2 separate regions of the Homo sapiens genome follow, and region 2 is linked to region 1. The links are chromatin loops, found by intact Hi-C in ENCODE. Cell type or tissue: endothelial cell of umbilical vein. All regions are shown on one strand. Links, peaks and the distances in the headings refer to the core of each region. The heading gives the core; the rest is flanking DNA.

What was found. Peaks named below come from ENCODE experiments on the same cell type or tissue, not always from the same donor. Only the 100,000 strongest peaks of a DNase experiment are listed, where the experiment ranks them.
Region 2: it touches region 1 in a loop (6-fold over the local background); 3 of 110 quality-filtered maps call a loop at or near these places.

What each region holds. Positions count from the first base shown.
Region 1 is chr3:188,437,088-188,442,479 of GRCh38, forward strand. All of the region lies in intron 4 of LPP (LIM domain containing preferred translocation partner in lipoma), which reads left to right. Among named protein-coding and RNA genes, the nearest start is that of LPP-AS1, 130 kb to the right of the region's middle. In endothelial cell of umbilical vein, for the core only: no CTCF peak of the experiment used is centred there; a DNase peak (open chromatin) is centred at 2,184; H3K27ac peaks cover 1,766 bases.
Region 2 is chr3:188,363,185-188,368,576 of GRCh38, forward strand. The region is part of intron 3 of LPP (LIM domain containing preferred translocation partner in lipoma); the gene reads left to right. Among named protein-coding and RNA genes, the nearest start is that of FLJ42393, 190 kb to the left of the region's middle. In endothelial cell of umbilical vein, for the core only: no CTCF peak of the experiment used is centred there; DNase peaks (open chromatin) are centred at 2,267 and 2,987; H3K27ac peaks cover 1,695 bases.

The DNA.
Region 1 (5,392 bases), core at 163-5,162:
ATTTAGCCATTTATACAGCTGCTTACCATGGTAATAATTAGAAATTAAGATGATGATCTTTTATGTGAGCAACTTTCCTAAATAACACTTGATGCTGCTGATAAATGAGACTTAGGTACAGTGCTTTTTCTGTAGGATTCAGGCCTAAATGGATCTAGGAGGATACTAGAGCTTCCGTTCCAAAGTACGTGCATTTGAATGATATGCTAAGTAATGCCTTGTGTATCCTTCAACAGGAAAAGTTCCTGCTATTAGGATAATTTGATATGCACTTGATGTTTGCTAATATGTTTCAATCACATAAATCCTTCTTGGATATTTTTGTTCTTTGTGGACTTCAGGTAAGTTTAAAGATATTCCACACACTTAAATATGTACACAAATGACTTTATAACAAGAAAGCAAATTTGTTTAAAAAACAAACCTACAATTCTGTCTCTCTAACACATCAACTCCATTTTCTCTGTACTCTTTTAGTCTTTGCCAATATATGTTTATAGTTTTCATAATATGTAACTAAAGATAGACATAATTTTGCATTTTTTTCACTTAATACTACAGAATAAGAATTCCCCACCATCATATTTAGCAATGGCATTATAGTTCTTGAAGTAAGCATCCCAGAATTTATTGAACTATTGCCATATTACTGGTCGTTTGTGTTATTTCACTGCTTTAAGTGTTTTTATGTTAGAGAACATAATGAAGGTCTTCATGGGTATAGCTTTTTGAGAAGCTAGACATGTTGAAGAAATTGGGAGCATGCTATTACTAGCTTCTATGAATTGGTATTTACTATGTATCCCTTTAATTAAATTCCATTCTGCAGTAAGTGTGATAGCTTTGCCGAAGCACTTGGGGGCCAAAAGGACATTTGTAACTGGTTAAGTTGGAAGATATTTATTTGTATAAGGTGGGTAGGGACAGGATGGACAGGCTATTTTTCTTGGCCACACTCACTGAATTTAAATAGGCAATGGAGATAAATCAGTTGTGGCCCAACTAGACTGCCTGGATATAATATCCTTTTGGACTGGATCATGTCGTTTCATTGCAGTCAGGATGGCTAAGCATGGTGATGGATCATAACTGACCAAACAGACAGGTTGGTTAGAATGTATGACCAGTCATAGCTGTGTAACTGAGGAACTGATTATATTCCTGTGACTAATGAAAAAGCCCAATCTTAGAGTAGCTGTGGTAATTATAATGAGAATACTAGTAAAACATTTTAAGGTGTTGTGTTCCAGACACTATTCCATGCATTACACACACACACACACACACACACACACACACACACACACACACACAGTCTCATTTAATCCTCATAATATTATGAGGTAGTGCTATTATTAATATCCATTTTCTGGATGAGGAAACTGAGGCCCCAACCAGTGAAATAACTTGCTTTGAGTCCCATATTAAGTAGTACTACCCAGGCAACCTGGCCCCAGAGCTTACTTACACGTGTAGTAACTACACTGTTCTTCCCATTTATGAGGTGATTAAACTATGGAGGCAGGCATGGCATACCTGCAGAACAGGACTAGAATCTCATAGGTTTTTGAACTTATTAGGCAGACCTAAGGTTTTTTACACTTCCTGAGGCTATAGAACAGAACTAATCTCTTAGCCTTAATGTCACTATAACGTAAAAACCACGTGAAGAGAATTACGATGGTGAGCAGAGGATAGGACACTTATTATAGTTGTTACCTCATTTATTTAATTCTTTGTTTCTTAGAGAATAAGATTCTGGTACATAGCAGGTTCCCATTAAATACCTATTGATTTAAAGTTTAAAACAAGGAATAATGGCTAAATGAATCATTGAATGCATATGTCTATTTCTTGGAGGTCTAATCATGTTTTCAAAACTTTGGCTCAACTGTAGTTAGTGCAGAGTATGTATGGTCATTCTGCTAGAGCAAAATCTTAGTATAGGATTAAAGAACTCTGCAAATTGTTAAAACATGCAGGTACACTAGTTTCAAAATGTATTAGTTTGATTTATTATTGTCATTTTCTGATAAAGAAAGGGGAGTAGTCTCCCCTAAAGTTTGGTGATTAAGTCACCAGCCACCTTTTCTATTTTGGTTGTTGTGGTAATTGGTGTTTCCTGGAAATTTTCCCTCTGTTCTATTAATAATGTTAAAGGGGGTTACAGCCGTGACTCACTCCAGGAAGTCAACCATCATTCGCTTCCTCAATCTCACCAACCAGTCCCCATGTACAAAATCAGCGACTTCTGCAAATGAGTTACTTTACAGCTCTCAAGAGAGTTCTAGAAAATACAGCTTTTGTATTTCGCTGTGTGCTTCCTGCCTTGGCAGAGAGTAAAACAAACCTTCATGTTTTGCTCCTTGGTAGTCTCGAGATAATTGACCAGTTAGGTAACTAGTGTAGTCTCACTCAAGAGAAATCCCACTTGCTGTCTAACAAAAGTCCCTTGGCACTCAGATTTGCAAAGTTAAACCTGGGGACAGTTCATGAAGTCCAGTGGAGTCTATACTTCTTTTATACCTGGCTTTATGTTTCTGTATTCATTATTTTGCTCAATGTTTAATTAAGTAATGAATATTTTAACTTGTTCAACATATAACTCCGTATGTCTTAGCACTGCTGTGTAGTAGATACCATCATAGGCACTGAGGATGCAGTACAGACATGGTAGCTGCCCTTGGGAACCTTCTATCCTAGTTATTGTTCACTATATTACCAAGTTAACCACAGGGAAAACAAGTTCAGAGAATACATAGGCTGTGGGCCTGTCCTAAAGGAATCAATCTGTAACCGACATGTCTAAAGTTGTGCAGGATAGGATTATTCCACTTAATTCTGTAATTTGTTTTGTCTGGAATTTATCTCATCTATGCCCCCACCCTCACTCATACACATAAACATGGAGATGGAACTTAACTGTGCATTCTCGTGGTACTTAAATTTTTGTACCTTGGATTATCAAAATTTTTGTTCATGTCCTAGCTTCTCTGCAAGTTCTTTGGTTAAAACCAGTGTGTGACACATCTCTGGATCAGAAATGTCTTCCTTTCTACCTTTCACCTTCCCCAACCTTCCTGGTCTCCTAGCACAGTGCCAGATGAATGACAGCTGTTTAGTATGTTTGGTAAATGCTAACTGTGTGTGATCTTAGAAAAGTTAGTGAACTTTGCTGATTTTCAGTGTCCTCTTTCGTAAAAAAGAGAATAATAACCATTTCTACTTCCTAGGTTGTTGTCAAGGTTAAGTATTATATTTAAAGTTTTTTTTTAGTAGTGACTAGCACTTAGTAAGCACTTACTGAATGTTATCATTAATAAATGATCTTACAAAGCAGTAGCATTTCCTTCTAGGATTTTTTTGTAGTCCTTCATGATTGATAGAGAAGAGACATGCAGTCTAGGATTTCACATCAGCTTTTTAAATATAGGAAACCAGATGTAAATATGCTGCTTCGGTTATTTACATCTGACATTCTTGCATGCTTGCTGACAAAACATTAAGTAAAAATTATGCTACTCTTTCCCTTAGATGTCAATTCATGGTCACATTAAAGTCACAAGATTTTTCCTGAAACTTACTGCTGGTACCAATTTTACCATAGGTTATCTTAATTAGTATCATCACACAGTGGTGCAGTTTGACCTTTGGGGTTTGATTCCAGTCCTTTGTTTATTCTGACTGTGAATGGAGGAGTCAGGCAGAATGACCTTTACATATCTTTACCTCCTTCTCCCATCTTCTGCTGGCATAGAAAACTTTGCATAAAGAAAGGCAACAGAGCAACTGCAAAATTGCTGGGATTAAAAAGAAAATTGTATGATAATGAGAAATCCAGTGTACTCTCTCTCCCTTAATATGTGTGTGTGTGTGTGTGTGTGCGCCTGTATACATCAGATATATGGATTGATGCAGTGTACTCTCTCTCCCTTAATATGTGTGTGTGTGTGTGTGTGCGTGCCTGTATACATCAGATATATGGATTGATTTCTTTTTGTTTATAAAAAATATTCACTTTTCAAAATGTATTTATACTATGCTATCATTGAATTCTTACATATCAACCCTTTGTGGTTGACACTGCAGAGATGATGAGCTCCATTTTATAAAGATGGGGCAGTTTTATCTCAACAACTAGTGTGTTCTAGATCAAGGACTGATTCCAGATTCTCAAAGTCCTACAACAGTAATCTTCACCATGCTGTGTGTATGCGTGCGTATGTGTTTATCAGAATATATTAGAAGATAATTTGCAAGCAGGGATTGGTTAAAGTTGAATGTTTATGTATTCTTTTGTAGTGTTGCTTACGTTTTAAATAAAAATAAAACTGCAGTGGATGTGCATTTGTCATCATTTAGAGGCCTTCAGACCCCAATTCGTAGTTTCTTCACAGTTGCCTCTATTTTCTGATTACTAGTCCCTGGAAGGTACAGTGTCAGAGTTGAAGGGATGTTCTCAAATCCCCCTAAAGTTTTCCATTGCAATACTCATTACAGTTTCTTTTTTTCTTTTCTTTTCTTTTTTTTTTTTTTTTTTTTTTTTTTTTTGAGATGGAGTCTCGCTCTGTCGCCCAGGCTGGAGTGCAGTGGTGTGATCTCGGCTCACTGCAAGCTCTGCCTCCCAGGTTCACGCCATTCTCCCACCTCAGCCTCCTGAGTAGTTGGTACTACAGGCGCCCGCCACCACGCCCGGCTAATTTTGTTTTTGTATTTTTAGTAGAGACGGGGTTTCACCGTGTTAGCCAGGATGGTCTCCATCTCCTGACCTCATGATCCGCCCACCTCGGCCTCCCAAGTGCTGGGATTACAGGCGTGAGCCACCGCGCCCGGCCGCAATACTCATTACAGTTTCTAATTGCGTATGTGTGTAAAAGAACATATAACTTCCTCACAGACTCAGCTGTACACTCTACAGGGGCATCATTGTATCTTAGGGGTCTAGCCTAATGGCTGGTGGGCACTAGGTGCTTAGCAATAACTATTGAATGAATGAATGAAAAAATGAATAAGTGAATTCAACACAACTTTTATTTATTTATTTTTATTATTATACTTTAAGTTCTAGGGTACATGTGCACAACGTGCAGGTTTGTTACATAGGTATACATGTGCCATGTTGGTTTGCTGCACCCATCAACTCGTCATTTACGTTAGGTATTTCTCCTAACGCTATCCCTCCCCCAGCCCCACACACCCCAAGAGGCCCTGGTGTGTGATGTTCCCTTCCCCGTGTCCGTGTGTTCTCATTGTTCAACTCCCACTTGTGAGTGAGAACATGCGGTCAACATAACTTTTAAAATCCAGAATGTCAGTACTAAAAGGAGCCTTTTAAGTATTAGAATTCAACTTAATGAAATGTTGCTACGTATTTTCTCTGTTCTCATCACTG
Region 2 (5,392 bases), core at 336-5,335, 74 kb before region 1:
GGATGATCTCTTTCACCATTCAAGCTTTGATTTCCACGCCCGGTTTTTTGCTAAAAGGCCTTTAACCTTTTCTGGAAGGAAAATGCATGTGGATTTATCACGAAGGTACCATCAGCATTTCAAATGCTAAGTCAAGGTAAAAACGACACTCTTGTCTGTCACAAAATAACAGTACAACTAGATGTTCAGCCTCACTGCTCTCAGCAAAGAGTGAGTTCCAATTTGAGGAAATCAGGTAAATTAGAAAAGGCTGCAGCTGGATTAGTGGCTTCACTCTTTCCCTCTAAAACTGTAGGAGTTTCATATTTCCATCAAGGCAGCTCAGGTCCCTAGAGCATGATGTTTACCCTTACATTTTCCTAGGTGTATGGGCTCTTTACGTCTTTGGTCTCTTTGCAAACGCCCTCCTTCGACTGAGCTCTAGAAAGTACTCTGTCCTGGGCTGAGCGCAGTGGCTCAAGCCTGTAATCCCAGCACTTTGGGAGGCCAAGGCGGGCAGATCACGAGGTCAGGAGTTCAAGACCAGCCTGGCCAACATGGTGAAACCCCGTCTCTACTAAAAATACAAAAATTAGCCAGGCATGATGGCGGGCTCCTGTAATCCCAACTACTAGGGAGGCTGAGGCAGAAGAATCCCTTGATCCTGGGAGGTAGAGGTTGCAGTGAGTTGAGATGGTGCCACTGCACTCCAGCCTGGACGAAAGAGTGAAAACTCCCTCCCAAAAAAAAAAAAAAAAAAAAAAATACTATGTACTTGTTCCTTTGGGCAAGATGTTGGCAGTTTTCTGCAGAAGCGTGGTCAAGCACATTAGCTGGACTGTCTTGGTCGAGGTTTGAAGGCAATGCCATTTGCTTGGGCAAGTTACATGGACTCTCTGCAGTTCATTTGCCTCATCATCCTCCAACTTAATGAAGGTAATGACAGTATCTACCTCAAGGATTACTTTGGGGATTCAGAGTTATTACCAAAAATGTTTAAGGCCCTGCCCGACTCATTGTTTATGCTCAGTTAATGTTAGCTATCTCCATGCTTTTCAGTCAATATATTGCATTGTGTTTGGAAGTCTTCATATCTAGTTTCATACCTGACACAGACTTGCTTAACTTCTGCCCTGGAATCTTTTTGCTATCCCTGTCTTACTGTCTTTAATAGAGCCTTTCTTATTTGATACTTATTTATATACTTGCCTTCGTTCGTTTTTTAGACAAATTTTATTTTCATATTTGTTGAATTAAACCAGACACAGCTTCTACACTTATGGGGTTTCCTTTCTGGGAGAATGGGGCTGGTGACAATTAATGCAGAAAACTTCTATTGGAGATAGACATGCAAAAACACTCAGAGATAGAGTTGAGGAATTTGTAGTCATTAGAGGAGAGAGATGTTAGTTTTGGCTGGGATTGGAGTTAAATGGAGAGAAAATAAAGGAAGACTTTCTGGAGGAGGAGGGTTTTGATCTGGAACCTGCACGCTCATTAGAATTTGAATTCGACCTGGCAGAAAGGGGAAAAGACTTCCCAGGCTGAGTGAAGTTTTGGAGCTGCACATTTTATTTTATTTTTCATATTTGTTTCCTGCTGCCCTCTGGCCACCATTCAGACCGTTTGGAGGCCTGTTATTGTAGGTGGGACCTAAGTTCCAGCACCAGTAGATGTGTGAGTGAGGCTTTTATAGTATTGATGTCTTGTATTTAAAATGAACAGAGGAAGAAGCCCTGGAGTCCATTCTAATAAATGTATTTCAAAGGGGGCTTTCTTCTTTTGTCTGAGTGAGAGGCAGGAATAGGAATGACAGAGGCAGCAAGTGTTGGATGTCTGTAGAAGAATCATAGAGTTCTCTTTAGAGCACTAAACAGAGGGCTAATAAAGGGCTATTGAGTCCTCCTTATGTTTTTTTCCTCTCTCAGATGAGTTTTAAGGGTAATAGAAGCGCTTTTTTTTTTTTTTCTGGTGACCTCTTAATCTTACTTTTCTCTCTTTATCTCTTCCTTTTCCTAGAAGCTAATATTAAAACCACTCTTGTCCTCTGCCATTAAAAATAAATCTGGGTAGGTTTCAGCAAGAGAGTATTTCCTAGAATGCATTATATTCTGGGCAGTAGAAGTGTATGTTTAAATACTTTTCCTGTAGAAGGTCATTATGACAACAGAGGATGCCACCAGCAACCCTGCAGTATGTGGTGAATGTGTTTCCACGCTGTGTCTGTCTCGCCTCTGCTCTCTGCCATGTCAAGCTGATTTTAAGTTTACCGTCACTTTTAGTATGTGACTTGATGAGGCACCATAATGTGTGTGTTGCTGGCCAAACATTACATGTCATGACTGTAGAATCATGAGACTGGAGTTTTAGCCTAGACCTTAGAACACGTACCTGCAAGAGGTAGTTATTCGAGCAGCAGTCTTTGTGAGACTGGAATTCAGGCACAGGGAACACTTGTTCCTAAGTTGCTGCCCCGTTGCTCAAAACATCTTGGTAATGTCTTTCTTTCTTTCTTTTCTTCTTCTTTTTTTTTTTTTTTACTCTGTTGAATGTTATCTTTTATTTTGTTTTTATTAAAAAATCAATTTCCAGCTTTATCAGGATATAATTGACGAAACAAAAGTTATGTATAGTTAAGGTATACAACATATTTTGAGGTACATTGCATTGTGAAATGATTACCCTAGTCAAGCTAATTAACATAGGCATCACCTCACAGTTACCTTTCTGTGTATGTGGTGAGAACGTTTAAGATTTACTCTATTAGCAAATTTCAAGTGTACAATACAGTATTAACTACAGCCACCGCACTGTGTATTAAATCTCCAGAATTATTCATTTGGTATCACTGGATCTCCCTTTGACCAAGAACCAAGATCTCCTCATTCCCCTGGTCCCGGTAGCCATCATTTTGCTCTGCTTCTATGTGTTTGACTTTTTTAATTTGCACATATCAGTGAGGTCACGCAGTGTTTGTTTTTCTGTGCCTGGCTTAGTTCCTTAAGCAACATTTCCTCCAGATTCATCCATCTTCTCGTAAATGACAGGATTTCCTTCTTTGTTAAGGCTGAATAACATTCCACGTGGTAATACACCGCATTTTCTTTATTCACTCTTCAAATGATGGACATTTAGATCGATTCCACATCCTGGCTATTGTGAATAACGCAGCAGTGAACATGGGAGTGCAGGTGTCTCCTTGAGACACTGATTTTGCCTTAGAGGGGATTCTGGGGCTGGGCTCCGTGGTGAAGGGCACTCTCTTTCCCTCACCTGGAGGTTATGTCAGCGGTGTGCTGGGGGTTGTACAGGTCATGTTAAGCTGTCCTTCCTGCCTTCCTCAATGCGTCATTTCTTATTTCTATGTTCCACCCAGGTGCTGCACTCTCGCCTGAATTCCTTAACGTGTGTGAGGTATTTTGGTGTGTGGCTAGTTGTTTAGAAGTTTCTGAGAGGGAATGAGTGCTGGAAACTCTATTTTGTCATTTGCCAATGTAACCCCACATTGGAATTGTCTTCAGAGATAATGAAGAGCCACTGCTAAAATCACAGACTCATGAGATGTGAAAGCGGGGAATCTGTTTAGCTCACATGCGTGTGAGAAAGCTGAGACCCTGAGACAAATATTGGCCTGTGCTGCAGGCTTTCAGTTAGACAGGGACAGCATCAGTTCTCATTCCCTTGTTAGCTCTATGCCTGATGTCTTCTCACTGTTTTGCTGCATTATAAAGAATTGATTTTTTTTTTTTTTGAGACAGAGTCTCGCTCTGTCGCCCAGGCTGGAGTGCAGTGGTGCGATCTCGCCTCACTGCAAGCTCCGCCTCCTGGGTTCAAGTCATTCTCCTGCCTCAGCCTCCCGAATAGGTGGGACTACAGGCACCCGCCACCATGCCCGGCTAATTTTTTGTATTTTTAGTAGAGACGGGGTTTCACCATGTTAGCCAGGATGGTCTCGATCTCCTGACCTCATGATCCACCCACCTTGGCCTCCCAAAGTGCTGGGATTACAGGCGTGAGCCACTGCACCTGGCCAGAAAGTTGATTCTTAGTTAAGCCTATGAATAGTTAGAAAAAAAAAAGAGAAGAGAGAAAGTTCCCCTTAGCATGGCCTATTATCACAGGGTATGTTTGTAGCAGAGGGAGAACCCAGTCCTTATAGAGTGGGTTATGGCTTCTTCTACATTCCAAGAAAATCTCAAGAAGTAGAAATCACTCTGAGTGTCAAATATTTTAGTTGCCTATTGTCACATCTATTATAAAATAGATCTGGTATAGATAAAAATAGAGTTAAACATACTAGTTAATAGATATATCTGGTGTGGATAAAAATAGAATTTAGCATACTAGTTAATATATAAATATGATGTCGATAAAAATAGAGTTAAATGTACAAGTTCCTAATTGGATTGTAGAACTTAACATTCAGGAGTAAGGATGCTGTCAAGTCTAAAGCTATGCCCTTATCCTAGTCAGTTGTTATATTCATGGCAGCCTTTTCTAAAATGTGCTCCATGAAATACTAGATTCATAAATGGTCAAATCACTGTGGGACTCTTGCTATTATTTCCACCCATTGTGGAGATTCTTGATGCATCCCCAACAAGTTTAACTCTGAGAAGTCGAACAGGCAAAAGCAATAAGCACAACTTTCTTTTCTCTTATGTTAGATTCAGGTTTTGTCCAATTTATTTTATAATGGAACCATTTTGTGGATGATTTCCCAGACTTGTGTTCTGTGGAACATTCTTTGGATAGCATGACTTTATTGTTAAAATTCTTAAGGTTCACATCTGTCATCTTATAATAATCTTGTGTGAAATATAAAGTCATTTGGGCTAAACTGTAGACCTCCATCTGCCCTCCCTTCCCCACAGGAGAAATTACAGGTTTATTTAAGGATCAAACAGTTTTGAAATGAAATGTTGTTAGGAGGGGGAAATAAAAACCTTTCAGAGCTTAATAATTGTAGAAAGAAGACAGTGTTATACCGGCCAAACCAATTTTGTGAATTAGCACTTTAACTCAGAGAGTTGTTCCTGAAAATAGCTTGTTTTTAAGCAAAACTTTGTTGGCTTCTGGTGGTACACTTTTTCACCATCAAAGGCACAAATATGGGTGATTTTAAACTGTGGCATACTTTTTTTGCATTCAAAACCAGGGCTTGTGGAAGAAACAACACCCTTTTTTAACTTTTCAGAAACAGTTGGCTTGACCATCATGGCTTTTTTTTTTTCCCCTATGTCTTTAGGATATTAGCTTTTCGTTAAGCTGGAAGGGTCCTCAGAGATCTTGTCCAAGCCCACCCTTGACAGATGAAGAAATAGAGGGCCAGAAGGCTTTAGTAATCTTTCCAAGTCTTTTTATTAGTTACTGACAAAATCAGAACTAAAGTCAAGGTCTCTTACTTACCTGT